4 separate regions of the Mus musculus genome follow, and regions 1, 2 and 3 are each linked to region 4. The links are chromatin loops, found by intact Hi-C in ENCODE. Cell type or tissue: left cerebral cortex. All regions are shown on one strand.

Evidence for each region. Peaks named below come from ENCODE experiments on the same cell type or tissue, not always from the same donor. Only the 100,000 strongest peaks of a DNase experiment are listed, where the experiment ranks them.
Region 1: a loop joins it to region 4, with 9 times the contacts of the local background. A loop is called at or near these places in 10 of 42 quality-filtered maps.
Region 2: it touches region 4 in a loop (10-fold over the local background); 11 of 42 quality-filtered maps call a loop at or near these places.
Region 3: a loop joins it to region 4, with 4 times the contacts of the local background. A loop is called at or near these places in 9 of 42 quality-filtered maps.

The regions. Positions count from the first base shown.
Region 1 is chr14:80,209,319-80,217,318 of GRCm38, reverse strand. It overlaps the pseudogene Gm17923. Among named protein-coding and RNA genes, the nearest start is that of Gm31776, 32 kb to the left of the region's middle. In left cerebral cortex, CTCF peaks have their summits at 870 (motif pointing right), 1,169 (motif pointing right) and 4,179 (motif pointing right); DNase peaks (open chromatin) are centred at 872, 1,202, 3,509 and 4,210; H3K27ac peaks cover 237 bases.
Region 2 is chr14:79,734,316-79,742,315 of GRCm38, reverse strand. Mir759 (microRNA 759) reads right to left here and starts at 3,885; the gene lies at 3,788-3,885. In left cerebral cortex, a CTCF peak has its summit at 4,426 (motif pointing right); a DNase peak (open chromatin) is centred at 3,745.
Region 3 is chr14:79,908,303-79,916,302 of GRCm38, reverse strand. All of the region lies in intron 1 of Gm6999 (a long non-coding RNA gene), which reads right to left. Among named protein-coding and RNA genes, the nearest start is that of Gm6999, 21 kb to the right of the region's middle. In left cerebral cortex, a CTCF peak has its summit at 3,476 (motif pointing right); a DNase peak (open chromatin) is centred at 3,463.
Region 4 is chr14:79,614,439-79,622,438 of GRCm38, reverse strand. It overlaps Sugt1 (SGT1, suppressor of G2 allele of SKP1 (S. cerevisiae)), which reads right to left. Exons shown (of 13, transcript NM_026474.6): 11 at 2,640-2,730. Among named protein-coding and RNA genes, the nearest start is that of Sugt1, 31 kb to the right of the region's middle. In left cerebral cortex, a CTCF peak has its summit at 4,855 (motif pointing left); DNase peaks (open chromatin) are centred at 1,369 and 4,829; H3K27ac peaks cover 247 bases.

The DNA.
Region 1 (8,000 bases), 590 kb before region 4:
TTGCTCAGCTGCAACGATAAATATTCAGAAATTACCTTAAACTTGAGGCAGATTTATCCTCTCTGTAAAGGGATGGGGAGTGGGAAGGAACTACGATTGAACTCAATTTATAAAGAGCAGAGCAGCAGTCACTAACATTTTACCCTCAGATAAGGAGACTGACAGAACAGGCTCTGCTTCCCTCATCAAGAGTGCATCATCAGGAGCTGACTCTAAAGGGGGTTTGTGTTAAAACTAGACCCAGAGGAGTTACCGTAGGCAAAGGAGCAGCAAAGGCAGACATCGACTCCCATCAACGTTACCCTTGGGCTTCCTGTCATCGTCTGAAGAGATCTCCCTCAACACCTACCTATTAGACATTTGAAGTCCCAAACGGCCAGGCACTGAATTGGTGTAAGGCCTCCTGGCATGAAAATTGATTAAATGTTTGTGACATCTAGTAGAGAGCTGAGTGTTCTCCCCAATGGTAGGTGGGACCCAGTCCGTCCAGAAGAAAGGGGCATAAAAGCTGTTCACTGTCCCCACACTAGAATATCATGTAATGTCACTTTTCCTAGAATTCTGACAAAATAAAAGAGGCCACGATTTCATAAGAGTTTGAATTGAGGCCCTCAGAATCAGCTCCTAAAATCTCTGAGACTTCAGGTACCTCTTGCTTGCTGTTGGTTTGGGCTGCACTCATTCCTTTGTGTAAAACACGTTACACTGAGATGGCCACTAGCAGAAAGCTTCGGCCATTAGCCAAAGCATCCAACCACTAATAAGGAATCCAGTTGCCTCTCTACTTCCAAACCTGTGCCCTATCACCCAGTTCTTCTTATTGCTTCTGCACAGCTGAGACCAACACAACTTTCCCACCAGGTGGCGCCTGATCCACTGGCATTTATAGCAGAATAGCAGTGTAGCAGCGCAGAATAAACAAAAGTTGACCTTGCTGGGGGATGGGAGAGGGAGCACAAGACCTTGCTGTGGCCAGCCTCAGCTTTCAGCTGCCAGAAGGTGACCTGGCCACAGAGGCTCAGAATCAAGTCTTGGGTGACTAGTGGGGCCAGAGAGATGTCGGAAGGGTTATTCTTTCACACTGACACCTTATGCTTTGTCATTTTGTCCAGTAGCATAGTCCGGAACCCCACAGCTCTCCTCCACCAATGTCAGATAATCCTCAGAGGCTCTCACTGGCCAATGGCACTGTGCTACCACTAGGTGACACTGGCTGGCTGCAGCTTGAATTGGTCTTGAGACTAGAGGGCACTGTTCTCGAGCCTGTTGATGCCCAGGTCTCTGTCCGAGGTGCTGACCAGCTCCAACAAGTTGGAAAATGCTCCACCCTTCAAGACAGCAAGGTAACTCAGACTTCCAGTGTCCTGGGCCTTTCTAACAAGGTCGATCACCTCTTCGGGGACACTTGGGGGATGTCGGAGAAAATGATAATCACTTCAAGAGCACTGACAAGCAGCATGTTCACGATGACCTTGTGGGTGTCAATCCAGGGCCCATGTCCAGGCTTGTAGATAGACTGGTGCTTGAAGATGGGGCTGCCAGAGCACAGGGAGAGCCAGAAAGTATGGCAGACTTCGAGCGGGATGTGTGCAACAAGGGTGATCACCTTTGTTCCTGGAATCCTCGTCAGAATTTATCATCACCCGGATCTAGCGGCAGCGATGACTCTGGTGCATGATCAGTCAATTCCACTTCAGTCAAGGTACCCTGATAAGGACTGGGCTGTGGTCATTGTCATCTAGCACAAACAATCAGGGGGCTGAGGTAGAAGAAGGAAGCTAGCAACCTCTGACCTGGACTGCCAACTCCAGGCTGTCGGCAGCCTGGCTAGGCAGTTCCAGCTCATGTAGCTGAACCAGATTGACAATGGGTGTGTCCTTGTGCCTCTACAGCTCCATGCAGAAGGGACTGTGATGCTTGGCTAGGCACATGTTCTGTGGCTCATTAGCACCCACACCCTCATCATAGGCACCTAGAAGGGTATGCTTGTGCCTACAGAGTTCTCTCCATCAGATTTTGAGCCCAGAGAATGTCAGTGGAAGGGTCGTTTACATTCCTTACCCCTCCTTGTATAAGAGCTCATTACATGGAAGGCCAGTGTACATTATGGGGCCTGACTGCACAGACACTCCAGGTTCAGGTCTGTGTCCCAGTCACCCACCCTCTGTCCTTTCATACCTAGAGCAGAGAGTTGAACTGCTTCACCAGGTGGGACTGACTGGATGTTCTGTGCTGAGATCAAGCTGAACATGGTCCTCTAGATCGCCAATGGCTGTGCCAGGATCTTCCTCCTCCTCCTCCCAGGAGAAAATCAACAATTTTGATGCAAAACTCAAAGCTCAAGTCACAGAACCAACACAAATACAAGTCTAACTCCTTGCAGTGGAAAAATTCAAAACTCAAACAAACAGCGCGCACACACACACAATTTTGCTCCAAAAAAAAAAAAAAAAAAAAAAAAAAAAATCCTAGATTCTGTGCTCAGACTTCTCGTCCTTTCAAAGCCCAGAAGACACTTGCCCTGCTAAGCACACTAAATGCTCTGCTGACATAATCACTTTCCTCACCCCAGTCTTTACCTCTGTAGAACTCCACTGAGTAGGTAGGAGGGAGTATAGAGGAAAAGTAGAAAAGTGGATACCTTCTTGGGCCAGTCCTCTGCATCTCTGGGTCTTTGAGTCACATAAAGACCTGGAGAAATGAACAATGCCCAAGGTTGTTGTACAGGAGTCATTAAAATCTCTTTATAAGTTTTCACATACCGGTACATCTGATTTGCTTTTGTAATGTGTGCATTTCGCGCATTGATCATAATACTATGGAATCCACGAGCTGTTTACTCTCTACTAAGGAACTCTCTTCCTTGGAGGCATAGCTACCCCTGGCTTTTACCACTTAAGATAAGTATATTACAATGTACAACTTCCCACCCCGTTATCGTCCATGTTGGAATGGCATTTCTTGTTTTGGAGACTCCTGTAATAACGACTTCTCTAGAGTGAGGCAATGTCTAATCAGAAGAGAACGATCTTCCAGAGTAATCATATCTGAATAGTCTTTCTATTGCGAAGGAACCACTAATGAAAACAAAACAAAACAAAACAATCTATACCCCTCCATCCTCTTTTATGTCAGTAATTACTTATATGTGAGGAATCAATGTCAGAGAAGTTTGTCAGCCTTGAACAACTGCAAGGGATACTTAAGGGTAAAAAAGAGATTTAAGGAAGTATACTGCAGTCAGTCTTGTTAGAAAATTGTTGCCTCCCAATTATTTTTTAAAAGCCCCTGGCTAAAGAAAACCACGGGTGGCCTGGTTGGCTGAAGGCTAAAGACACATTAAACCATCTGTCTAAAGGATAATAAATAGTCTCGTGTTAAGTTTCTTTATGTGTGAAGCGCTCTAAATGCTAAACAGTCCCACGCGTTAATGATGGCATTGTTCTTCGTGCCTAGGAGACATCATCACGGCAGAGTGCTCTTTTAACTAGTCATCTTGACTCACTGAGCAGACTGAGTTACTCATATGCACAAGCTTTTCTTGGCTCCTCCGTGATCTGTAGAATTGATTTCTTCAAGGACGTGTCAGAAAAAAATGACTAATTTTTTTTTTCCTTTCAGTCTTGGATAGGCATTGGCATTTATTTTTGCACTAGGACATGAGAATGTGATTCTGAGACCAGGCCACCTCTGATGAGATCATTAAATCTTTAGGTGTCCATGCTTAGTGACATATTTTGGCAATGACTTTTCATGCTAATTACCAATAACTGGTATCAGAGAAAGACCACAAGAGACTTGAGTTGGTTTGGGAAGGGTAGTCTGAAGTTTCAGGACAAAACAAACAAACAAACAAAAAAACAAAAAACACTCATTTGATCTTTTTGAGACTTTTAATCTTGCCTGATGAGGCAACCTTTGGAAAAACAAACAGCTATACCTCAGTACCGGTGACTGCAGATTCTTCTTGAGCAAGTATTTTCAATGGTATACAAAAGAGTTGCCTTTGTTAGAACTAAATACCACAGAAAGCCCCTGGTTATTTGGGCTCTGGGTCTCAGAGAGAATAGGGCAATCTTGACCTTCCCCTCAGGATCTTTATTCTTATATATTTATCAGCTGAAAACTGAAAGTGCTTCAGTGGACTCTCAAGTCCTTGCTGCCACATGCATTAGCCAGGAGAGGGACCCATTTAACCACGTTCGAAATCCTTTCCCTTCTTTCTCTCACACAACCTCTGCCAGGCTCAGTCTCTATCAGTTCTCAGCATTGGTGTTACCATGCATGTTCAGAAAAGCCATTTAGGATACAGAAAAATGAAGAATACTCTTAAGATTTCATCCACATAGCATCAAAAGATCCAGATGAAGTATGCAAAAGGCAAGTAATCAAACCTATTACTTCCACAACGCTATACATCTGGATGTTTATGTTTGGAAACATCCAGCAATGGTGTTTAAATGCCTGATTGCGTTTTCGCCCATCTTTCCTCCAGCTGTTTGGCATCAACGAGGCCGTCGCTGGAAAGGAATATGCTTTGCTGTTAGGGATTCGTTATTAGTATTATCATTGTTTTGTAGTAAACAACTACCTTATTAAAATGCTGCTTTATGAATGAAGGGCAGCTGGAGATTTGGAAAAGAGGCATTTTCTGAGGCAAAAAAGAAAATCAGTTCTATGCCAATAGAATGACAAGCTGAATAATATAAAAACTGTGTGCTCTGTTCTCCCTAGGGACTAAGACATCAGGAAGCTGTGTTTACAGCCCTGAGCTGTGATATTCTCATGTTCTATTCTGTTGGTGCTGTTAGATGAAAATCTCTGTTAATATTAAAAGCACTGTGGCAGAAATTTGCTTTAAGTTGCTTGTGTTCTCTTTCCTAGCATATTGCCAAAGTATAGGTCTATAAAATACATTTTGATTTCTGCTGGAGTAAAATATAAAGCAAAACCAACAGCATGGTCAAGGGTAATATTGCAGTCAGAAGAGGTAGACATGAAGCAGCAGCCTGGTTTTAAAGCAGGAGAATTTGATGAACAACCTATACATTTACTCCTAAACCCAAAACACCAAACATACTGTTGGTCACCAATATGTCAAGTAGTCACATCTATAACATGCAATTTATCCTTCGGTAATTTTAATAATACAGGTTTTATTTTGCTGAGCACATAAATACCAATATCTCCCATTATACACAGAATACATTGTAGGTACACTAAGGTAATTTTCATTGGAAACACATTTAAAAAAAAGTTAGCTTTCTAATTTCTAGTACCACCTTGCTATTTTCGTAATTCTTCATTCCTGTTACATAAAATTAGTAACATACATTTGGAAAAACTTAGGCCACAGGAAATTCCCACACATGTGTTAAAGTCTGCATCAGCTTTGCAGGACTCTGCACCAATACCTGTGTAGGCCAGGGACAGTTTCAGTGCCATTTAGAACAAAGCACATAGTGTCCTATCCTGAGACACATTTTCATTTCTCAACTGAAAAAACACTCCAGAGCCGAAGGGGCAAAAATCAGTTCTGTCTTTGTTGCTGTCTTTGAGCAGTAAGTTCTAAAAGTTGAAGCTATTAAACCTGATTGAAAGAAACAAATCAACCTTTCAGCTTTCCAAGATAAACCTTTTTGAAAAATCATACCTTGAAAAAAACTAAAGTAAGCATTTAGCAGAAGGAGCCTCCCAAATAAAGAAAGTGCCTTGCATTACCTCACAAGAAGGCACAATAGCTCATATTCATGCTACCTACCCCACTGCATAGATAACTTCTTATCAAATCATGGCTGTGTAGTTATTTATACGAAAAGGTATAAGCAAATTGATGATGTTCTGGGGAAAAAAATCACTTAGGGAAAACACTTCATCCCAAAGTCACCCAAAATAACATCTAAACACATAGTATAGAAACAAATGACATTTTATCAACCATTTACGTACTTTACCCTAAGAAAAATCACAGACAACCACTAGAGAATATCAACACTAATCACAAGCCACCCTTAGCATAAAATGAGCACTTAAATTATGAAATAGTCACATAAAAACAACATTTTTCATCATGTTAATAAAGATTTTATCAAAAGCATGTGATCTTCAGCTGCTACATAAAACTGGCAATTATACACTGCTGACTTTATTAATATCTCTGCATGAAGGAAATTAAGTCAATAAAAAACTCCTTTTACTGTTTTGGTTCATCTATGCCTCAAATCCAAGCGAGCTGGGGAAGCTGACTTCAGGTTTGAATCTCTTGTCTAAAGAATCAAGCGTTGGATGTTCACTGGGCCGAGAAGGGACCTTTTCTGCAATGAGAAAAGCAAGAAGAAAATAAAACAACAAAGACTGAGAAGGAATGCCCCCTTGTGCTTACTTTAATTGGTTTCTGTTTTTCTTGTAACCTGGTCCTCTAGTTCTGCTCTGCATAAAGCATGTGTGTATCCACGCCAAAGAGAGCAACCATTTCCAGAGCCTTTATCTACAGCTATTCAATTACATGTGTGATACAATAAACTGCACAGCCTCATGGGAAAAAAAAACACTAACTTTGGCATCAGAGTTTAGAGATACCACAAGTGCCAAACGGCACAGTTGTGTCAAGTCCAAATGAGAACCAAGCAGAAAAGACTATAGTCAACTGGAATTGCCAGGCATGGAGTTAACCTAGATGGAAGTTGAAAAAGATGCAGACACAGCCTTTGTAGAAGGATTGGATAGGTCAGTTGGTTGGAAAGTGTGGCTCAAGGAAAGTAGTACACTGGACAAGTGTGAATGTGGGATCTAGAAGAGAAGAACCTAATGGTGAATTTTAAATGTCAGTGGATATAAGGCAGCAATGAGAAAGCACTGAGGTCTGGTGAAAGAGTTTGCTGCCATGTTTCTAGACAACTGATGTCTATGATTGACTTCTCAGAATACTGATGAAATCCCAAATGATGATCAGACAATATTTAAAGTTGTGAGCCAAGATCCAGCTCCATGACTATCTCAGCGGAGACATCTTTCAGGTGAATTATGCAGGTGGTATTTGTGTGGCCTAAACTTCTTTCTGCCCCAAAACTTCCTGCCAAGACAAACTAAATAGAGACTGAAAGCAAGAGCAAAGTCAGTTAAGATGCCTTGGACCTAGGTATGAGATGTTAATGGCTTGAACGATGAGTAGCAAGATGTATCAGGTGGGAATTTAAGGAGCATTACAGTGAAGGAATCAGCGGGATGTCATGGCAAACAAGCCCTAGGCATGGGGAAATGAAACAGACAAATTATTCTACAGGCTTACGGGAGAATCATGTATCTTTGGGATTTCAATTTTCTAAGGAAAGCTGCATCCGTTCCCCAGTAGGATTCCCAAGCCTTCTTCTGATGCTCACTAGGTAAATGGCCAAAGACAGAAATCCTCAGTGATATCTGCACAGAATGCCTAGCCTAACAGATTCCATGGAATCTGGAGAAAAGGAAGATGAGAACAAAAAGTTCAGTCACACTGTGAGATCTTGAAACAACCTTGTCCTTCATTGTAGGCACTTGTACATTATGCTATGATTTATTAATTGAAAAGCATATATCTTACTCCTATTATGAATCAGAGTATGAACTATGACCTTATCAAATGTATCACACAGAGACTAGCTCAATGACTTCCATAGGAAAGGTACTCATTAATATTTGTGAAATATGAGTGAACGTTTCATAACAGCATGCTATTTCTATGCAATAGCACCTACCATCATGTGAACTCAAAACTACAAAACCGGCTTAGGATTCATAAGGTTGATATCTGGAAATGAGTATAATATGAGACCTCTATAATAAGTACAACTTACTAAATAATATTGGCCCAGCCAGCTATAATAAAACTGGCTTCTTGGGTGAAGTTTAACACTTAGCAAGAAATATCAGACATTAATAGTTTTTGCTGAATCAACATCCAAATCTGAGACTGCCTATCTCTTCTCCAAGCTAATTCATGAAAGAAGAGCATGACAGACAGG
Region 2 (8,000 bases), 120 kb before region 4:
TAAATACTCATTGCAATGAGTCACTGAGAGTCTGGTTCAAGGCCTCTGGCTTCTGTGACATCATCAATACTGGATTCTCACCAGGCTTCCTCTTGGTTATCCTGTTGTTGCCCTGTGTCATGGAGATCCTGCAGCTTTGGATCAGTAGGACTAGCCCTTTCTGTTTCACAAGTCCTAACTGTTCACAGATTATGTAAATTTGGGGTGGGCTAACTTAGAGCCCTGGGTGGTAGCTGAGCTGGTCAGCCACAGGCTGTCTCTTATCTGCACCACTGGGATGAGTTTTCAAGCACTGCTCTGGCTAGGCCACCCAATGAATGCTGCTGCCATCAATCAGAGGCAGGGTCAACTCTCCTGCATCCCATGCCCTCAAAGCTGACTCCCCGCACCCACGCCTCCCGAGCCAGCTCTGCTGTAAGCCCATCTATCTTAGTTATGGGTTTTATTGCTGTGAAGAGACACCATGACCAAGGCAACTCAAATAAAGGAAAACGCTTAATTGGGGCTGGCTTAGAGTTTCAGGAGTTCAGTCCATTATCATCATGGCAGGAGCATGGCAGCTTGCAAGCATAGTGCCGGAGGAACTGAGAGTTCTACATCTTGATCTGAAGGGAGCCACGAAAAGACTATCTTCCACATTGGGGACTCAAAGCCCACCAACACAGTGGCACACTTCCTCCAACAAGACCACACCTCCTAATAGTGCCACTTCCTATGGCCAAGTATTCAAATGCATGTGTCTACGGGGAACAAACCTATTCTAAGCCACCACACCATCCCTGCTGGTAACTGAGCTATCCCTATACATAGAACCCTTCAAGAGCAGAACCCAGCTCACACTGCTCTGGAATACATAGGTTGAGTGGCAACCTGTTGGGACGGTGAGGGGAGACATCCACTCAGATGTTCTGAGCCCCACCAGTTTGAAGTAGATTAGTCCCAATCACTTGTGAGCTGTAGGACGACAGTCATAAAGAATTGAGGATTTCTGAACTGGGTGACAATTCAACACCCGTCTTAGCTTTTATGAGCATCCATGCCACCTGGCCAGATCTGTCAAAATGAAGAGGAAGAAAGGCTTACGTGTTCAAGAGAAATGAAAGGCATAGAGGGGGAAAGGAAGAAAATTGCCAGGCAGATCTGTGAAGCCGTGCGGGTCTCGCCCTTCGGCTTTCTCCTTTCTTTGCCCTTGCTCAATTCCACTGGGTTTACTGACATCCTGGCATTAACTAAATTATGATTCAAAATCCGTTCAAGCAGAAGAACTCATGGCTTATCTGTAAAATTTGAAAAAGCAAAATTTAATTTCTTTTTTTTTTTTTTAAGCTGCAATGTTATAAATGCAACCAAGGAACTATTGGTGTGGGCTCAGTGACTGGAGCGAGCAAATGCATGGCTTTAATAGTCACTCTCAGAACCCTGGAGGTGGGCCTCCGGCAGTACCCAACAGGCTGTCCCATGATCTTTTCAAAGCTCCACACTAATGAGCTGCCAGCATCCACACAAACAGCCCTGTAAGAGGAGAACAGTATAAATGTGCAAAGCAAAAGAATGAGGTTTGAGGAGAGGTGCTAAGTTTTCCCAATGGCACAGTAAAGCCATAGGAGGGCCACAACCTCTGAGCCACCTCTACGTGACCCCATAATCTAAGATTACCCTCTTAAATGAACCCCTGCCACACAACCCACTCTTAAATCTAACATGCCAAGGGCAAGCACAGAAGCAGAAATGTCACCAATAGAGATAGACTTTAGCTAGACCACATACAACGTCCTTGTGCATATATCTAAGGTCACCCTATTTTTTCTGCATGGTTCATGAACAAAAGGGGTTTTGTGGTTTGGTTTGGTTTGGTTTGGTTTGGTTTGGTTTGGTTTTGGTTTTTATGTGCTTTGCTGTTTAACTCGCATGCATGTCTGTATGAAGGTGTCAGATCCCCTGTAACAGACAGTTGTTAGCTGCTTTAAGGGTACTGGAAATGGAACCTAGATTCTCTAGAGGAGCAGCCAGAGCACATAACCACTGAGCCATCTCTCCATCCCGTGAACAAAATTAAAAAAAAAAAAAAAAAAAAAAAAAACAGCCATCTCCAGAAAGCTGTCTTCCTAATGAACTGAGTGGCACACTATTCCACATGGATGTGGGGCCCAAGGAGTTATTTCTGTTTGCTGTTCTTAGTTTAACACAGGATGTAAATCTAATTGGAACGGTTGTGATTCACATCTGGAATTTTCCAATGAATAACCCATTGCCTAATTGGCCCCTTGAGTTAACAAACGGTTGCTATTTGGTGACTGGGTTGTTTTTTTTTAATCTGGAACAACATTTTGTTGCATTTAGTTCAACATTCTTTTTAAATTTAATTTAATTTAATTTTAATTATTATTGCTGTTATTTTTGCACACAGAACAATGCTAGATATCAAAGGAAGGAATAAGAGAGGGATGGGGAATAAAGATAAAGGAGGTAAAGACTGGGAATGTAGTTCAGTTGAGAAGAACATTTTGCCCCAACTTTGCTCCCTAGCACGTCATAAATTAGACCTGTAACTCCAGGACTCGAGATGTGGAAAAGGCAGCTCTGGGTCATCCTCACCTACATAGAGTTCTGGGTTAGCCTGAGATACATGAAGTCTTTAAAAAAAAATCCCAAGAGATAAATAATATACTGTTTTCTACATAATAATATAATTAATATTATTTATAATAACATAAATAACATACAGTTTTCTGTCTCCAGAAACATGAGTGCTGTTTGTATGAATAAGAAATGAAATTGGACATGGAGCCAAAAATATCAGAATTAGAAGGAAAAGACAATGAATGCTATAGCAGGGGTCAGCCAGAGGCAAGAGAATAATTACACAGATTTACGAAGGAGCATTTGAAGGAGTGCAGATCATAAAGACAGAATAAAGTGCGGAGGTGAAGGAGAGATGGGCATTCCAGGTGGGCGGAGCAGCACATTAAAGACAGATTCAAGCAGACAGGCTAAGGAGGATGAAGTTAGAAGTGTAGACTGGGGTCAGATGGTGAGCAGCTTTGAACGTGGCTCTGCAGGCATTGGGGAGCTACCAAAGGCTTTGTAGTGAGAGAATGGAGTGCTCCCCTGCCAGCCCCAAATACCTGAGATACTTCTAAAAGAGAGTCGAACTGCTTTCCTATTTAAATCACTGCATTTGGGAAATAGATCACTTAGCCCTAATTTAGCACAAGAATGCCCTCATTTTACAAAGGAACCGGAAGCTTAGAGAAGACTTAGCCAGCATGCTCTATCAATCCGTAGCAGAACCAAGACCAGTCAAGAGAATCATGCCTGAGCATTCCCCCTGCCCCAAAAGGTGTGATGATGTAGTTGATGATGGTGGTGGTAGTGATTTGAGGGCAGTGGAGGCAATTATTTTGGGCAAGATGCCTTGTCATTCGTATCCCTCCTCCTCTGTACATTTTCCATTTTTAATGGAACATGAAACAGATTATCCACGTAATCACTTTAACCAATTATCTGTAGTTGATGAACTTCCCTGCAACTTAATTAGCAAAGTTGTTTCCCAGAGTAACAGTAGCACAGCATCATCTAAAAGTCACTTCAGAAAGATGGAACAATTCATTAACAATTACTAATGTCTGCAGGGTTGAAGGATGTACAGTGTTCATTTGGAGAACGAGGAAACCACACGTAATGGCTTTCTCCGTCCTGGTTTGTCGCGCTTTGTGTCCACGAGATGACTCACGTTGCCAAAGCCCGAGTTTAATTAGCATGCTTAGTCTGTGCTGCTACCTCCATTGGAACAAATTAAATGTTTAAACAGCCAGTGCAAACATTTAGATCTGAGTCAAAATTGTTTGCACTCTGCCAGTTTAGGCATTTAATTTATTATAATCCTGCCCATAATACATGCCTTGAAAGTCATTTTTTTGTGTGTGTGCTGAAAAATACCGTTCATATTCCAGCTGATGATATTGAATCTGATACTATCAGAATCTGATGTGAGAACTAATTTGGACCACAGACGAGGGTGATAAATGAGATAATGAACGGATCCTCCTCTGTCCTGACTTCCCCAATTGACCAGGTGATAACAAAGACAGGTGCCACCCCAGGGCCTGCCTTCTGCCCTGAGCATCTCTGCTGCAGCTGAGACTGGCTGCAGCCTGAAGAAACAGGAACCTTGCAAGGCTTTGAGCCGTTTCGTCTTAAAGAGCCCTCATGGAACCTGACCTCTTCTTCCCCGCAAATATTTTTTTTTCAGAATATAGAAATGTGCTGGCTTTCCGCAATTCCCCCTAAAGTTAAAGTGCACTGGTAAGAAAAAACTATAACAAAAGATCCATTGAAATAACACCAGATACAGTGGGAGAGGTTTCAGGCTGGCGGCCTAAGAGAGTGAGGAAGACAGTCCAGAAAAATGACCCTCTGGGGTCCCAGGTGACCACAAGGTGGCAGTGAAGGTCTACTGCGCCTGCCTATTGGCACCCCCCCCCAACCTCCACCCCCAAACCTGACTTCTATAATACCATGACCCTGGGTAACCTACCTCCTCCTCCCCAACTCACTTGAAAACACAGACATCTACTAATCCTAAGTAAGAGACAGTGGTGTGTTTGTGTGTGTGTCTGTGTGTGTGTGTGTGTGTGTGTGTCTGTGTGTGTGTGTGTGTGTGTGTGTGTGTGTGTGTGTGTGTGTGTGTGTCAGTCCACAACTGAATGTCAGAGGACAGCTTTGTAGAAGTCAGTTCTCTCCTTCCACCTAAGTGGGTTGTGGAGACGTAACTCCAAGTCGAGAGATTTACATGGCAAGTATCTTTACCTACTGAGCCATTTGGACAGTCCACTTTCACATTTTAATAAAGATTCCTTCTTGTTTTGTCACAAATATCTTGGAAACTGGAAAATGGGTGGAGCTACCTCAACAGCTCCTGCTCAAAGAAAATGTGTTGAGACAAAGAGAAAGATGTTAAGGACTGTGGTTATGCAAACACACTAGATCTCCCCTTCCTTAGTGATAGAAAGCAGTGGGGCTGCTTCCTCCTGTCCCAGACATCTCGTGCAGTGATCTTTCCAGACACAGAAGAGTAGATCCAAGCCACCTAGTCGGGAAGAGAATGAGATTCCGTTAATCGGCAAATGTTTTGTCAAAATATACCAGGCAAGGTCACTGGAAACTGATTGTTCTGTTTTGGGGAACTAATCAAGGGTCCTTCAAGACTGAAAATCTGGCTCTCTCAGCCTCCATTCCCTGCTTGGAGACCATTCAAGGTCTTCCCCTGAAACATTCCAGGCTGTTGGTATCTGAAGCCCAGTCGGATTCCATAGTGAAGCTCTATCTACCCCCAAGCCTGGCTGGTGGGGGAAGGGAAGAAATCCTGCCAATGTGCTATTTCTCAAAGCAATCAACCGTGAGCAGTACGGCTTTATTTTTTTATTTTTTTTTTTTCCAGACAGTGCTGTAGTTGAGACCCAGGAGAGGGTTTTCTGTGAAAGCCCGGTCTAGGAGGTGAGTATTCAGAATCTTATTTAGCCGAATGCTAACCGAGAGGACGAACTAAGAAATAAAAGATAAAAATCCTTTCCCAGGTAACATCTGTACTGAGGATTTTTTTTTTTTAATGCTTGAGGTTTGTGATTAGACTGTTTCAAACCACACTTTAGAAAGTTAGTTACAAGTAGCATCATGACTGAGAATTCACGATGAGCCGGACAGTAAGTTGCATGCTTGTAGCGACTCTTACTACAACCTTAATAAGGAAAAAAACCTGGCATTCTCCCCTCTGTGTGTAGATGCCCAAGCTGAGGTTTAGAGGGAAAGCTGGGTAGGTAGACTAGCCGGACTGCTAAGTACAACAGTCAGCTGAGAGACCCACCTGATGGAGGAAGATGCCCGAAGTCACATGTAAACAGCCACACTCACAGCTCCTCAAGGCAGTTTGTCTTAACTCCAAATCTCTGTTTAGTTTTTTTAGCAACCATTGAAGATGAGCTTTTTCTTAGCTGGGATGTATGGAATTAAATGTGTTTAATACTAATAAAATAAGACCAACTTACTAAAGTTCTTTATGGTAGACAAGACACTAGCAATCAGCTCTGTTTCTGTGCAGTTAGCAGTTAGCAGAAGGTGGCTGCTGGTCCTAGGCTCTGCTTCAAATTCATCAAGGAGATTCCACGCTTTTGGAGGTAGGGAGCCTACCTGTTAGCCTCAGCCACCATTTATGAGCCTTCCCTTTGTCTTAATACTCAGGACACACAGAGAATGGTCTAGTGTTCATTTCTGATGCTCACCTTGAGCAGTCCCCAAGGAAATGCTTAATTCTGAGGCCGAACTTGGAGACTATTATACACACACACACACATTCCTGGCCAAGATGTGACTTCATAGTCATCTAATCAGAAGAGAGAGCATAACTAAAAATCAATGAACTCAAGAAACAACAACCGTGGCTAACTTGGTGAACCCTTACGAGAGTATAAAGAGGTTGGTCTATGACGGTTCATTTTACAGGTCAGAGGATAAGGGGAGCGTCTTAACAAATCTGCACAGCTAGACAGAACAGAGCTCTGATTGGGGTCTACTATGCTGGGTTTACTTGTCAAATCTCCACTCTCTCTCCCTCACTTTAGCTGGTAGGAGAAATTAGGGCAGGAACCTTGTTGTCTTCTGAAAAGCGGTTCAGTCAATTAACTTAGTTTTTCATTGCTGCTGTTTGAACGAGGATCTCACTATGTGACCCTAGCTGACTTAGAACCTCATGTATCCTACCCTGGCCTCACACTTGTAGCCATGCCCCTGCCTCTCTACGTGCTAGAATTATAAGCATGTACCACTACCATCTTAGACCTTAAATGAAGTTTAGATCTTAATGTGCCCCCAAGGTCCTCCTTGTTCATCACATTGGAACTATTGAGAGGTGGTAAAACTTTTAGGAGACAATCCACACAGTAGGCATTTGGTCATTGGAAGCAAGCTCTTGAAGGGGACTGTGAGACCTCTGTCCCTTTGTCTTCTTGGGCATGAGAAGAGCAGCTCCTTCCATAATATGCTGCCTTGCCCAAAGCAGTAGTAGTACCAATTGAACTGGAACCTTAAGAACTGTGAGTCAAAATAAGCTTGGTCACAGGCATTTTGTTACAGTGATGGAACACTGACTAACACTGTTGTAATAGGAGCATCCTCAGTGTATCAGTTACTTTTTGATTGCTGGACTAAAACACCGTGACCAAGGCAGTGTATAGAAGGAGAGATTTATTTGGGGCTTACAGTTTCAGAGGGATAGGAGTCCATCACCATCACGATAGATGCACAGCAGCAGACAGGCAGGCAGGCAGGCATGGCACTGGAACAGCAACAGCTGGTAACTCACATCTTGGTGCACAAGCAGGAGGCAGAAAGCACACCAGGAATGAATGGCCAGAACTCTTTTGAAACTTCAAGTCTACCTCCAGCAACATATCTCCTCAGACAAGGCCATACCTCCAAATCCTTCCCAAAGAGTTCCACCAACTGGGAACCGTGTTCAAACATATGCATCTGTAGGGGCCATTCTCATTCAAACCACCACACTAGACTAACCACTAAAATAAGAGTTACCATTGAGTCTGATGTGTATATGTAGAGTATTCATGCCTGTGTGTTCATGTGGGGGGCATATACGAATGGGTATATGTACACGTGTGCAACCAACCATGTGTGGGCAACCATGTGTGATACCTAGTGCCTTCATCAATAGCTCTCCACATTATTAATTGAGGAAGGGTCTTTCACTTGAACCCACAACTTAATGTTTCAGCTAGTCTAGCTAGCCAGCTTTCTCTGGGGATCTCCTGTCTCTGCCTCCTGTGTTCTGGGATCACAAGTAGAATACCTCATCTACCCTTCATTTACAAGAGTGCTAGAGATCTGAAAATTAGGGATAGGAAACCAGTGCATTGTAGAGCAGCTGATGAGCTGACAGCCACGGCTGTCCTGGTCACTTTGCTGGAATTCTGTACCCACTGGGAACTTCT
Region 3 (8,000 bases), 290 kb before region 4:
AGGGAGCCAAGTGCTCACTGTGTGAAGTAAATTACCTCTTCCAAAGTGCAAAATGGCTGGGATCCTACCAATTGGGCCCAGGAAAACACTCCCTCAAGGGCAATATGCTCAACCACATGTGATAACATCACGCTATTTTTAAACCATCCTTTCTAGCATGTCTGAGTGTGAGCCCAGGTGAGGAGAAACAGCCAAAGCAAGTCAATCAACTTCACTTTCCCTCTGTTGTGTCAGCTCCTTCCAAGTACTCTTCATTTGTCCTCCAGACAAGTATACTGCATGGAAGCATGCATACGCTCAAATGCACATACACACACACATGCACACACAGGTGCGAGCACACGCGCACACACACATACACACATATGCACACACTCAAACAGAGACATACACACATGCACACACAGAGACACATGTATTCACACATACATACATGCACACACACAAACACAACAAACTTGTGTACATACATATCGCACATGCACACACACATACACACATACACATATACATGCACATACACATGCACACACAGAGACACATATATTCACACATACATACATGCACACACACAAACACAACAAACTTGTGTACATACATATCGCACATGCGCACACACATACACACATACACATATACATGCACATACACATGTGCACACACAACACACTTATGCACACACACAACACACTTGTGCACATACACATGTACATGCACACACACATGCACATGTGCAAAAACACATACATACACATATACACACATGCATACACAAAGACACACAGAGATCACCTTGCCCTGCACCTTGATCTCCACCCTTTTTCCATTCACATCCACTTCCCTCTCTCATAATCCTATCCAGACTCTACCCTGCCCCCGGATCTTCCTCTCAACATCCATTAATATCCCTCCTCTTCTCTGAATGTCTTCCTTCTACTTGCCTGCCCTGAAATGAGTCTTGATAGGCAAAGAGGTCTGGCCTTTCTGTCCTCTTTATTTAATAGGACGAAAAAAAACTCATCAGAAACAAAACAGGATCCCTTCTTAATGCACAGTTTAAGCCTTCCAAAGTCTTGATGGAAATTTGGCACGCATATGGCGTGTGAAGCTTGCATCTCTGCATTATAAATCTGACATCAACTCACAGATACAATGATGCTGGCCTTCTGCCTTTTTAAAAGGAGAGAACATGTTTGCAGTCATTATTGACATTACTGTCTAACGAGAAAAAGGAAGACTCTAATTATGACTAGACAAATCATGAGTGAGGTTCATTTCATTGCAGTCCTGGGAAAACAATTGCTGGGAAAAATAAATGAAGCCAAGGGGTGAATAAAAGAGAAATGTCTTCAATTTGCTAAGTGTCCTCAATCGCTCCTGCAACCCAGCCATCTTGGATCATGAATTTCTTAGTCATTCATTTTCCTGCAACTCTCCCTGCCCGGGCGGGCACCTCTTAGATTGCTTTCAACCTTGAGTTCTGTACTCTATGTCTCAGCCTTCCCTGCTACCATTTCAAATCTGTACTCTTGGGAGCTTTACCCTAATATCACTTGGGTGAATTCCCATTCTCCAGGGAGGAGATCTGAATATTTGGAAGGATTTAGGGGAAAAGAGACTTGTAAAAGACATAATCAATGGGTGCTTTCCTGACCTCCAGAAGAGCAAAGAAAAGATGAAAAAGGTGACAGTGACATGGAAGAGATATTTAATCTGAGGCCTACCTCAATTCACCCTGTCAATGCTTTAGTTGATGAACCATAAGCATAGCAATATGAAGAACTGCCCCCACCGGGAGACCCCAATATGCCCAACTTCCTGGCAATCTGCACCCTCTTGGGCACCATCAGAATATTCTGAGGTCTTTGTGCCAACTAGCACCTGCTGTTTATTTACTTACGCATGCACCCCAGGTCTAACTATCTACATAATCCCATCTGAGGCACTTTGAAACCCTTCACTGAAAATCCAAATGACAGGTACGATTCTCTCTAACCACTGGTTTGGGGGGCAAAGATGGAGGATGACATGGTCCAGTATGAATTTGGATTTTCTATCTCTTCCCAGTTCCTGCATGCTGGCCTCTCTCTGGCTAAAGGAAGGTTTGAAGATTGATAGTGGAGCACATCAATGTGCTGTCCCAGTTGCCCGTTGCCATGGATAATTAGCCATTGGTTGTTTATTTACATAGGTTCCATTTGCCTAGGGACCAATAAGTTTATTTATTCCAATAAGCCCTATACACCTGCATAAACAGGAAGAGAAAATGCATGACTTTTTTACTGGAACAGACAGGACTCTTTTATTAATAAACATACATGTGACAGTAGTAGATTATAATCAATATTGGACTTGGTGTTTTAGAACTGTCTTCAATTTGCAAAATAATAAAACCTTATTAATTTGAAGCTCTAAGGACCAGAAAATCTCAACAGCTTAACTCACTTTAGAGCATCTCATATTTTTGCCCAATAAAGAGTGGGACATCAGGCAGCTGAGGAAAAGCAGTTGCATCCAATCAAGCATGATTTTGGATAACCAATATTGATTTAATGAGGTTTTAGTCTATATCAGCATTTCAGCCACACTGTTATAGCTGAACAACCTTCCAAGGTCAAGCCCAGAGGTTTACCCCTTACCTGAGGTGGAAAATAATGAAATCTATTTTCCCCTGGGGGGAGAAAAAAAACCTATAAATCACATTTTCCACACCTCATGTGACTGCCTTAAACAGCCCACCTCTGCAGCATATCTACCTGTCACTCCTTCAGCTGCCTCAAGGAGACTCCACCAGGCTCTAGGGAGGGGAGCAGCAGGAAGAAAATGACAACCTGGGCATCAGACTGACAGTCTGAACATGGGCTGTGCTGCAGAGAGACTTGGAGTTTAGGGAAAGACTCTCTCAATATTTCAGGGTGTTGCTTTTTTTTCCCCCTCAAGAAAAATGAGCCTGAACCATGAGAGTCAGTCAACCTAAAAATGGGAGCAGACTCAGAAGACAAAGATCCTGCTTACGGGAGTGTGGAGTGTGTTCTTTCTTTTCCTAGAGTCACAACCGCGCGCTACAACCCCACCATTTTGAATGTCTGTGTGTACCCCTCTCCTGCAGTTAATGCAGACATGTAACATGATGCCAATTGGTAGTCTTATCACACAGACTCTAAACCATCCACAGAACTCAGGGTCCTTATCAGAACAGAATTCACAGGTCTCCCTATGGAATGTAGGTTGTTGCTGAAACCTGATATGCAATTAAGTCTCTGTGCCCTAAGAAAAAAGAGGAGGATTTTGGGCTTCTGTCAAGCCTCCTCCACAATGGATTGAGACCTTGAAGAGACATATAGGGAATAAGCGTCTTGCCCAGGGAAAAGCAGACGAACAGAGTTAATGCTTTGTGATATTGTAGGATTTGCATGTTTGGGGATTTCAAGATGAAAAGCTTTCTTTGACAGATGTGCAATATCCAGTGGCCACTAGAGGGTGCCGCAGGGATGATGCCAAGAGACACCCTGTGTAGGTGATACTGGGAGCTGTTAAATTGGGTCTGGGCAAAATTGGCACATATGACGACCATGTGTGCATTTTTAATTGTCCTAAATAATCTACTTTTCTAGCACATCTTATACATATGGGAAGCATCATGGAAGACAGTCACTTCTGAACCTTGGGCCCTGGGATGACTCTGGCACACCATCAGTCATCCGTAGGTGATTTCTTTTCTTGATACGCCTTTGTTATTCCCTCTGACAAAGCCTTAATTCCCATTCAGCTCATTTCGATGCACCATCCTTGTATGCACTGAGCATCTACTATGGGCTTGGGATAGACCACACAGCGGGAGAAGGACACAGGTCCCAATCTCAAGGGAATTACCACCCAGTGCTCCTTCTGTACTCTTTCACTCAGTGGGGACAGAGAAGCAACATTTGGGAAGCTATTTGGGGAGCACCTTATTCATGCTAAGGGGTCTAGAATGAAAGATTTGAAGTCGAAAGTTTCAATCCAGCTTTGAGTTTCTAAATGATCTGAAAGCTTTAAAAAGTCTTTATTAGCAGTGCAATAAAAACGTCAAGATGATATTTTTACCTAACAGATCTCCAAGGTTGTTCTTAAAGACAGTACTTAGTCTTGGCAAAGGCTCACATGAAATTAACAATATTATCCCTTGCTGACAGGAAGGTAGTTTGGCAAAACTCACTGAGGCTTATTTGGCATACATATCAAACACACGGAAAATGATGTATCACCTTTGACCCAATAATGGTTCTAATCCAAGCTCAAAGTGATAGAAGCCCAATCTAATATGATGATGGGGAGATAAAGAAGACAGCCCCAAGACATGTCCGTTCCAGGCAGGTAGACATTTGTGCTACTGTCAATCGACATAGAAGCTATTACCAGCAACACTGGAGGGTGGGGAGGAGGAGAAAGAGTTGAATGTGGTCCTATGGGCTCTTGGCTGAGCAACTAGGTCTATGCAGATGCATTTAAATTAAAGCAATTAGAGAAGAAAGAGGAATAAATTGCAAGAGGGCAATTAAAGTTAACTGTTGGACATTAGGGAATATGGAACGCTGGGGAAAATGTCTGCAGGACACTAATGAAAAAGCCTAACTAGATATGAAGATGGCTGGAGATGGAATGTGGGGAACACTTGTGATGTTTCTTAAGGAAACTGAGTTTTCAAAGTGGAAGTCATGTTATAAAACCTAAGTGATGAAGGCAAGTAAGAAAGTTGGAATAGCAGGTAGGGCAGGTACTGGCTTGAAAGAGGCCAGAATCAAGGGAATGATTCATGTCTGTTCAGGTTTTGGGGCAGAAGTGATCAGAGCAGATCAAGCTAAATGAAAGTACCCAGTAGAAAAGGAGAAGGAGAAAGGGGAATAGAAGCAGGGGTAGGGTTGTCACTTTAAATACACACACAGACATACATAGACACAGACACAGAGAGACACACAGACACACACACAGAGACACACAGGGACACACACACATGTGCACATGCATGTATACATGGAGAAAGAGAAGGAGAGAGAGAGAGAGAGAGAGAGAGAGAGAGAGAGAGAGAGAGAGAGAGAGAGAGCATGCAGGTACATTTGAGCCCGAGATAAGTTGAGTAAATGCTCTACCAGAAGTATACCCTTCATGCAGGACTTGAGATACACCTACACTACTGCTTGTTTGCTGTCTATCTGAAATTCTAAGTTCACTAAATTAATGTCCTGTGTTTTTCAAGCAGCCTTGGGTATTGAGAGGACAGAGGGACAAGGGAAGAAGAAAGCAGGCAGAGAGGATGCAGAGTTACCTCTGCTGTGAGAAAGGGAGAGGAAACAAAGGAACAGGGAAGAGAAACCTAATGTGAAGAGCTCTGAGGCTGTTCCTTCTCCTGCCTTAAACATGGAGGCCACGTCATACAGAAAGCGGTTATGTCAAAGGTCAACCCGAGGATCTGGCAAAAGCAGGTAAACTTTTGCCATATCAATGAGCGGTGGACAGGACGGCAACCAGCTCTGGAAACCATCTACCTGTACCAGGTAGGACTAGAGAGACTGAGAGAGTCAGGGCCTCATAGACTACACCTTCTGGCTGGCATTTCATTCTTACCAAATCATGGGAAGCTCTGTGTGTGTGTGTGTGTGTGTGTGTGTGTGTGTGTGTGTGTGTGTGTGTATGTATGTGTGTGTGTGTATATGTGTGTGTGTGTATATATGTGTGTGTGTGTGTGTATGTGTGTGTGTGTATGTGTGTGTGTGTATGTGTGTGTGTGTATGTGTGTGTATGTGTGTGTGTGTGTATGTGTGTGTGTATGTGTGTGTATGTGTGTGTATGTGTGTGTGTGTGTATGTGTGTGTGTGTATGTGTATGTGTGTGTGTGTATGTGTGTATGTGTGTGTGAGAGAGAGAGAGAGAGAGAGAGAGAGAGAGAGAGACAAAAGGGGAAGGAGTGGGAGGGAGAAGACAAACTGAGTGAAGTGACTTCTCTAAAAACAAACTTAGAGAAGCGATTTTTTTTTTTGAAGGAGGTAAACGACAGAGCTTCACAGTGATTCCCTGGTGTCTGACATAAACAAATGAGCCAGCAAAGAATGGTGACAAAAGAAGACAAAAAGAGGCTAAAGCTGAGAAAAAGGGACCCTGAGAACCACAGGGGACACAGAGACAGCATGGGTCCCCGTTACCTAGCTATTCTTTGAGCATCTCAGTACAAGCATTTCACATTCAATCTGAACTCTACAACAAGCTTCGGGAAGGATGTTATTATCCCTGTGTGACAGGATAATATTTGGAATTATTCATTGATTTTCTGTTTTGCACTGGGTAGCTTGCTTTTTTTTCACTTAGTCACCACTCCCAATTCAAGCAGCTCGACAAGTCAATACTCATCACATTAGGGGGCAGATGAAACGGGCAGAAAGGAGAGAGAGAAAAAAAAAATAGAGGTGAGGCTCCAGTATTATATTCCAAAATTTTGATGTTCTTATAAAACTCAAAAAGACCTTGGGCAGAGGTTAAATGTTTGTGTGAAATTCAAGAGCACACGTTTCCCTGGAGACTGGGGAAAAAAATCTGTCTGGTTAGGGAGAGGGAAGATACAGAGAAGAATGACACAATAGATGCTGTTGTGCCCAAGAGAAGACATCATATGCCTATTGACAAGCAGAGCCCAGGGAAGCACGAGGCTTCCAGAGAGAAACAGACAATGAGTCAAGACAATGGTACCCTAGCAGCAGGAAAGAACTGCATGCCCCATTATCACCATAAAACAACAAAAGTATTGCAGAAGCTTCACAAAAGAATGAAAAGAGAACCAGGGAACACGACCAAGCTATGTGGCCAGGAGCAAGGGGTATATACCTTAGATGTACAGGGGGTGAGCAGGTGGCCAAGACCTAGATGGGACCAAGGGTGACTGCGCTAGATTTGGGTGGACAGGTGGTCACAGGGAGAAGATCTGCTTTTCAGTACTTTGACACTGGCAATGACAAGCAGAGGTGAAAGGCTCTCTAGTTGGCTATAAAGCGATGACATCTCAATAGAGCAGTGTTATAAAAACGTAGAAAGTCCAGTTGCTAGAAATGTTCAAAAGCTATATATTTGTTCAAATTCGTTATAAACTGGACATTTGTTCAAATTAATTAATAAGCTAGCGGGGGGGGGCGCTTAGGAGGTAGTTCGGTTGGTGACATGCTCCCCAGACCTCGTGGATTGTGGGAGAGAGGTAGTTACTGTCACAGAGAAGCCTACAAGGCTCCAATGAACAGTTCTGAACCCATGGTCGCACAGATGATCCTGGTTAAACTCAGTGGGTCACATAAAAAAGAAAAATACTAGAGGATTGTGCACTTATAGGGAAGTGGGGAAGAGGTAGACTGGAGGGTAGATCAGAGGCAGGACTGAGATGGGATAAGAGGAGACATTATATACCTGTATGAAATTGTCTAAGAAAACACTTAACAAAAATTTGTAATTACAGAGGACAGCTCACAGGTTCAAAACACTTGCTGCTCTTACAGAAGACCTGGATGCTGTTCCCAGTACCCTCGTGGTGGCTCAAAACCATCTATAAATCCAGTTCCAGGAAACCCAATGCTCTCTTCTTTTCTCCTCAAGTATCTGGCATGTACCGATATGCATACATATATACAAGCAAACGCTTGCATACATTATATTAAAAATAACTAAATTTTTTAAATTATACTTTAAAAAATTAAGCTAGGTGGCCAGACAGATATCTCAATAGTAATGAGTGAAGAGGATTCCTGGGGCTCCAACCTAGCCTGCTTCATGAATTTTACATCAATGAGGGGTCGTGTCTCAAAAGAAAGATAAATGATATCTGAAAAACACCAAAGTGCCCCCCCTCTCTCACACACACATACACACACACTCAATACATCAATAAAAAAAATGAACTGAGATCGAAGCCTACTACCTACATTTTATAAGTACAAAAATCGGTGCTAGAAGTGTTACTGAGTCTTCCCCATGAAGACAGGGAC
Region 4 (8,000 bases):
AAAAAAAAAAAAAAGCTGGGCTGGTGGTAACACACACTTTTAATCCCAGCACTCAGAAGGCAGAGGCAGAGGCAGTCAGATTTCTGAGTTCAAGGCCAGTCTGGTCTACACAGTTCCAGAATAGCCAGGGTTATACAGAGAAACCATGTCTCAAAAACAAACAAACAAACAAACAAACAAACACCAAAATAATTAAAAATTATAATATAATATAATATTTAAATTACATTTATGTATTTACTGGGGATGGTCCTCGGTATCAAATTTATGTCATCAGCAACAAGAACCTTCACCTTCTGGGCCATCTCACCAGGCCCTTAATGTATTTTTTAAACCTACCATACAAGAAAGAACAGTGTTTCAACATGAAGTCTCCTAGAAAATACTAAAATACATTATGATCCATATATATGTGTGTGTGTGTGTGTGTGTGTGTGTGTGTGTGTGTGTGTGTATAAAATTGGGTATGCATTTCACATCTTAATACACACTACTTCAAGTGGTAAACAGCCAGCAGCTACTAAAAGAGACAGTATAGTTTACAGTACTAGAGAGAGAGAGAGAGAGAGAGAGAGAAAGGAAGGAAGGAAGGAAGGAAGGAAGAAAAAGTAGGGAGGGAGGGAGGGAGGGAAGGCAGGCAGGCAGGCAGGCAGGCAGGCAGGCAGGCAGGCAGACTCCAGGTTCCCCTGTCACACTGGAACACAGTAACACTAAATGCTCCTTCTCCAATAATTCTACATCCCTTTTCTAAAAATAGTTGAGAAACTACTAAATAAACATTTATTCTGTTTTCCTGTGCCTTTTTACCTATAAATAAACCAACTTTTTCTTTATCCAGTCTTCATCAAAGTAAATTCCAGGAAGACCTGGTGCAGTTTCATCCAGAGTGCACTTATTGCTTTAAACATCCTAAATGTCACTTCCCTCTATTGGAAACGCTATCTTTGTACATTTTACTGGTAGCCAAGGAAAACAAAAACCCTAAGACATTGTTAAGGAGCTGGGAACATGGATTTAATTAATTCTAATGCTGACTCCCAGGAAGAATGGGAATGAAATTTTAATCTCTACTCTACAGATAAGAAAGCCGGCCTAGATAGGTTAAGTGCCTTGCCCTTATCTACAGTTTCCAGCTTGCAATACACAGGATCTGACAAGCATATTAATTCTTCGAGAAACACACAGGACAGGAGGGAGTGCATCTTGAATTTCTAAAAGATTCAGTTTAGAAAAACTGCCCACACACACACACACACACACACACACACACACATACACACACACACACTCCCTTGATATTTAATCTCAGAACGACTTGAATCACTGGAGACGGTAGGTGAAGTACTGAGAGCAATCTACATCTCTGCCCACTCACTCTACCACTCAACTGTGACTGCAGAGATCATCTCCACTGATGGAGAATGAGCCCCACAGGACACAGCAAGAGTTACCAGAACCACACCCATTTTGCCCTGAATTTTAGTACTCCACAAATCCACTAAGTGATCTGAACAGGTAAGATACCTGGGCCGCCTACTCTTATGAGCACTGTATTTATTACACAGCTGTTCACTATATAAACCTCAGCCTCCACAGATCCACTAAGTGATCCAAACAGGTAAATACCTGGGCCGCCTATTATATGAGCACTGTACTTATTACACAGCTGTTCACTATCTAAACCTCAGCCCCAAACCTCTGAGAGTCATTCCCAAGGGATGGCCATAAAATATTTACCCTTTAAAATATCAACTAGAAATCATCTTTGCTGTCTCCCCTGGTTTTCCTAACTTTGCTACAAATTATTAAAATTCTATCACTATGTAAAGAAACACATATTTTTGCAACTTTTGTACATTCATGAAATTCTGACACACACACATACATACAGGACCTGTTAATAACTCACTTTCTAAAAATTGTCACAAGCACATGTGTTTTCTACTATATTAGGGGCAAAAATCTGAAAGTAGCTGAGACACAATGTTGGCTTGTTTCAGCCATCAAATCAGAGTATTAAACAACAAAAAGAAATTTCTCCCTATTCAGTAATGAGGCAATTACACTAAGATACAATCTTAGGTTGCAGTTCTAAGAAGGTCCTGCAGGTTAATTATTCCACTAGTAAAAAGATGCCTATCTGCTGATAACACATGCGCAGAACGGACTTCTGCACATAAAGGGCTATAGGATCAACTCTAGCTGTTTCCTCTTCTACGTGCTCCTTTCCTGATCTGTGTCCATCTCTGTCTTAGTAAGAAATAGTCCTAATGCACTACTCTGTGAACTCCTGAGATTCTAGGAGATCAGAGATGGAAAAATCAGTTGGAAAAGCAGAGAGGAATAAAGAAGAGACAGGGAAGGGTGCATCAGTAATGCAAACTGTCTCACCATGGGCGAGAGCGGAACACCAGGCAGCACAGACATTTGCTGGCTTGAGTCATAAGCTGACAGAGCGGACAGTCCCAACTCCTCTGGGCCTGGCCACGACGTGTCTGTATTCAAATGTTGGACATCAGAATGACTTTATTATATCCAAAGCATCTTTACTTCATAAACGAAGCAGTAGGGAGAGTGCTCATTACTATTTGATTTCAGCTACACAATGACCGTGAACTTCAGGAGGCCAGGGTACAAACCTGCTGTGAACTGTTTCGGTGTGGGCTCATCTCCTTGTCCCTCTAGCTTTTCCCATCTCACCGCCTCTGGCTTTTTCATTTTAATTTCAATCTGAAAGAAACAGCAAAAAAAAAAAAAAAAAAAAAAAACCCATTACTCAACCTAAGATACATAAAACAGCAAAAATGCAATTTTCATAACTAATCAAAGTTTTTAAGAATTAAGTGTCTTTGATAGTTTGCCTACATTATACAAAGTTAGATCTGAAGAATTATAAAAATTTTACTCTTATTAAAAAGATCCTTGTTTCACCTGAAGAGCACCATATACTAGCACTTACATTTATTGAAAGCCACTGTAACCTGGGCATTTGTGCACTTTGAACAAAGAGGCCTTTATCTCTTAGCACAAGCTGATCCAACTTGAAGTTCTACTTAATCCACTCACTAAGACAGTAGCATGCACACCATAAACCATGAAAGGCAACCTCGTAGAAGTTCAAAAGATGGGGAGAAGTATGAATTCCTTTTTATTCTTAATTTTCAATTCATACATGCTCTTAAAATTTAAATTTAAATTTAAGTCTTGAGGACTCTGGTAGATACTTCTAGAATTATCTGCCCAGTTTCAGAAATGTTTTCATTGTAACCATCAATAAGCAAACTTATTTGTGTTTAAGTGAAACTTCCTTAAGTGTTTGAGAAGATGGCTCAGTTGGTAAAGAGCTTGCCCCGCAGGCCTAAGGACCGGGTTCAGACCCTCAGTACCCATGTACAAAGCTGGGCACGGAAGCTTGCAACCCCAAAGCGAAGAAGATAGAGATGGGGTGGGTTGGGGTGCGAGCAAGGGGATCCCTCAGGTTTGCCGGCCAATCACTGAGCTCCAGGTTCAGGGAGAGACCAGGTCTCAAAAAGGGAAATGGGGAAGACACCAGATGTTGACCTGCCTTCACACACGTTCACTCACATGCGTATGCATGCATCCCCCAACACACAATTATCTTAAAACTTTGGTAATTTAAATATTACTCTCAAGTACACAGAAAATGCTTTTAAGAGATGATCATATATCAGAGAAGTAGCTATAAGCCATCTGTAAGAACCAGTTTTGTGCTGGCTCACCAGTTCTCAGTATTATAATACCACCAGCCCACCTCTGAGGACTCTGTGTGTAAGAGAATTCATTCATTTCTCTCAGAGGACAATTGCTCCAGCACTACTCCTAAGCAGCCATGGTATCCATTCCCTTCTCTGAGCAAGAGCCACAGACTGGTGGGAGAAGGGTTTCCTCAGGACCTGAGGCTCTCTGGCAGCTCTTCAGGATGAAACCTTCTGAGCATTCTAAGCAGTCAAATTCCTTGGCTGTTAGAGCAGTATCTCAGGAACCTGTGAGCGGACTCAGGAATCTACCCTTATTCAACCATGTGCAGGTCAGAGGGCAATTTACAGGAAGCTGGTTTTCCCTCACCTCTTCTAACTGCTTAATTCTAATATTTACTGCAGGTTGAGATTGAGTCAGGGCAACATTTCCTGTACAAGGCCAAGCTATCAACATATTCTTCCCTCCCACTGTATGTCTGATTGACCACCAAAATCCTATGTCATATGACTCTGCTTGAAGACTGCAAACAACATTCCAATGTACAACATACACACTGGAAAAGAGCTGGTTATTCAGTGGAACATATACTAAAATGCCAACGGTGACTATGGCATGAGTTCTGCTCAAAAGATCTGGATGTTTAAAGGGAAGCATGCTAAAATGTCATCTGTGGTAGCAGGGATTGCCTTCTCTGCTTTTTTTAGAGCCCATATAAAACTCTGAATTATGAGGGTAAGTAGCACTGTGTGCTTAGTGCTTTACATATGCCAGCGCACTTTACAGAACCATGGAAGATTATTGTCTACATTTTATTTATTTGCATGTATGAGTGTACCTGCATGTGTGTGAATTCGTGTACAAAGATATCAGATGTGACCCTCATTCATTCACCTTCTATCCTGAGATGGGGTCTCTCACTGAACGTAGAGTACAACATTTTAGCTAGTCTGACAAGCCACCTTGCTCTAAGGATCTCCTGTGCTTATCTCCTGGATGCTGAGAAGCACGAACAGCCACCACACCCACCTGATTTCATGCAGGTTCTAGAAATCTGGGTCCTCAGTGTAGCAAGCTCTTTACCCACTGAATCCCATCTTCCTAGCACTACTGCATATAACACTGCCTCCCTCTGCTGTTTGAAAAAGGAAATGATCAAAGATTTCACCATTTAGTTCCCTAAAGAAACATAATTACAAAAAAAAAAAATTTCAATTTGTTTTTGAAAAACACAGCAGTTTATGATTACATATGGAAGATATGTTGACCCGAGGGTCAGAACACTGGTCTCCTATCTGTAGGTCTCTCGACCCTGTATCCAGCTGTGCAGCTGAATCCAGGAACCACCAAAGCTTTGGCAACAGTAACACCACCACAAGCTAATTCTAAGCCAAATGTGTAAGGAGCCCTGGCATTTGGGCAGCCCTAGCCAATACCGCACTGAACAGCATCACGGCAGCCTTAGCCTGAACACACAGCATGCACTCTCTGCCCTGTGCGTGCTCTCTCAACACGCTACCATGCTGCAACATTAACTGAATGCTGCCTGAAACCCCTTGGCTGGGATTCAAAAACTGGTGTATGTTAATAAACTGCAGTCATTTTGCTGGACACACCTTTTGTGATCTTTAAAAAAAAAAGTCAAAACCAAAAGCGTGGCTTAATTACAGAAAACTAAGACTTTACTATATTCCTCCTGCCAAACCTTGGCATAGGAGTATCAAACTATTCTATCCTGGGATTTTATTGTGAAATTGCTAACATGAATTTCATAAACATGAATAAATCATTCAATGAATTCTGGCTTGGGATTAGGACAGAATTTCCAACAGTTTCTGAAATGGCCCTAGAAGTGCTTGTCATTTTCTACTATGTTTATGTGAACTGATGGTTACAAAAACAAAGGTCAAACAACACTTAAAAAATCTCCTTGATGCTCTATGCACCAAGTAACAACCAAGTTTAATTCTTTGTGCAAAAACCAAAGATCACCTATCTTAGCTTTTCTTTCATTTTTAGTAAATGGCAAGGTTCTACATATAACCGAATAATCATTTAAAAATAAATTCTTTAAAATTTCTTTAAAATTTATTATTACTGAACACTTGAGTTATATTATATATCTATATATTCCCAGGGCCACATAAAATGTTCTCAAGCAAAATGGTTATAAAAGCCCTGCTTTAGACACAACCTTAGAATCTTAAATTCCATTCAGAACAAAGAAAAACCTAAGAAGCATCGCTCTTGTATCCTGGGCCAGCACAAACAACTAACAGAGATCCCCCTGCCTGAGGGTTGGAACAGGTATGTGCCACGTTATTATTTACTACAGTGTAAACTTTGAGACCGTTTTCTTCCTTGAGCCTTTAATCCCAGGACTCAGGAATCAGAAGCAAGCTGATTTCTGGGAGTTTGAGACCAGCCTGTTCTATGGAGGTAGTTTGGGGACAGCAAGCTCTACACAGAGAAATCCTGTCTCAAAAATAAAACAAACAAAACCCAAAACATTCACTCTATCAATTCCAATTCAGGTTCCTCCACAAGCATCGCTGAGCACTGTGTATATAGGGGGAGAACTACCAAATCTAGCAGATAAAAATAGTATGAGTATATTTATGCCAAAGTTATTCAGTTGCCAGGTATGATGGCACACACCTTTAATCCCAGCACTTGGGAGGCAGAGGCAGGCGGATTTCTGAGTTCGAGGCCAGCCTGGTCTATAAAGTGAATTCCAGGACAGCCAGGACTACACAGAGAAACCCTGTCTCAAAAAAACAAAACAAAACAAAACAAAAAACAAAAACAAAACAAAAAAACCTAAAATAAAATAATAAATTCATAACCTGAAATACAAACTGCATTTATATGCCAAACATTATGTGAAATACAAATTCTTAAGTCATTCATCATCTCCTCACAGAAATCAATTCTTTTTTTTTTTTTTTTTTTTTTTAATTAATTTATTTATTTATTATATGTAAGTACACTGTAGCTGTCTTCAGACACTCCAGAAGAGGGCATCAGATCATGTTACAGATGGTTGTGAGCCACCATGTGGTTGCTGGGATTTGAACTTCGGACCTTCGGAAGAGCAGTCGGGTGCTCTTACCCACTGAGCCATCTCACCAGCCCCAGAAATCAATTCTTAATAAATGACTTCAAATGGACATGCAGTAGGGCTCTCTTGGGCTGGGAAGATGCCCAAGTGGTAAGCTTGCACAGGGTCCCAGGTTCAGTACCTAGCAACAGGAGGCAGGAGGCGGATGTAGGTGGAGTTCACAGATGGACAATAAGAAAGGACAATATCTAAATTTTGGCATTCAAAAGGCCGAGGCAGGAGAATGGACAGCTTGAGGGGAGCCTTTGACTTAGAAACCAAAACAACTTAAAAACACCCAACAAAAACCACACCATTCCTCACCTGCCTCTCTTATCTCTCCAGTTTTGGGGCCTACTGCTCAAAATTCTATCATTAAATAAATTTAACTCTATGTGAATAGTGCAGCAACTGAAAATGGTCAATCCCTTGTGGTGGTTTAAATATGCTTGGCCCAGGGAGTGGTACTATCAGGAGGCATATATGGCCTCGTTGAAGGAAGTGTGTCACTATGGAGTTGGGCTTTGAGAGACCCTCCTCCTAGCTGCCTGGTTCTTCTCTCCTGTTTGCCTTTGGAACAAGGTGTAGAACTCTCAGATCCTCAAATCTACCTGGACTCTGCCAGCCTTGATGACAATGGACTGAACCTCAGAACCTGTAAGCCAGCCCCAATTAAATGTTGTCCTTTATAAGGCTTGCCTTGGTTATGGTGCCTGCTCACAGCAGTAAAGCCCTAACTGAGAAAGAAGTTGGTACCAGGGACTGGGCATTGCTGTGATAGGCCTGACCATGTTTTTGTTTGGAAGAATGTGGATTTTGGGACCTTGGATTTGGAAAGCCATGGAATGATTTTAGTTGGGTTTGATGGGCCATCCTAGTAGGAATATGGAAGACAGTGCTGCTGAGGGTGACTTGAACTGTATAGGCCTACTGGCTCAAGGGGTTTCAGAAGAGAAGAGTTTTAGTATGTGGCCTACAGACTGCTCTTGTAATATTTTGATAAAGAATGTGGCTGCTTTTTGGCTTTGTTCAAAGAGTCTGCCTGAGGCTAAGGTAAAGAGATTTAGATTAATTGCTTTGACAAAGAAAGTGTCAAAACGGTCTGGTATAGATTCTGCTGTGCGGTTACTAAAGTTCACTCTTAGGAAGAGACTTTTGATGACTAGGAGTGAGCTTCCGAAGG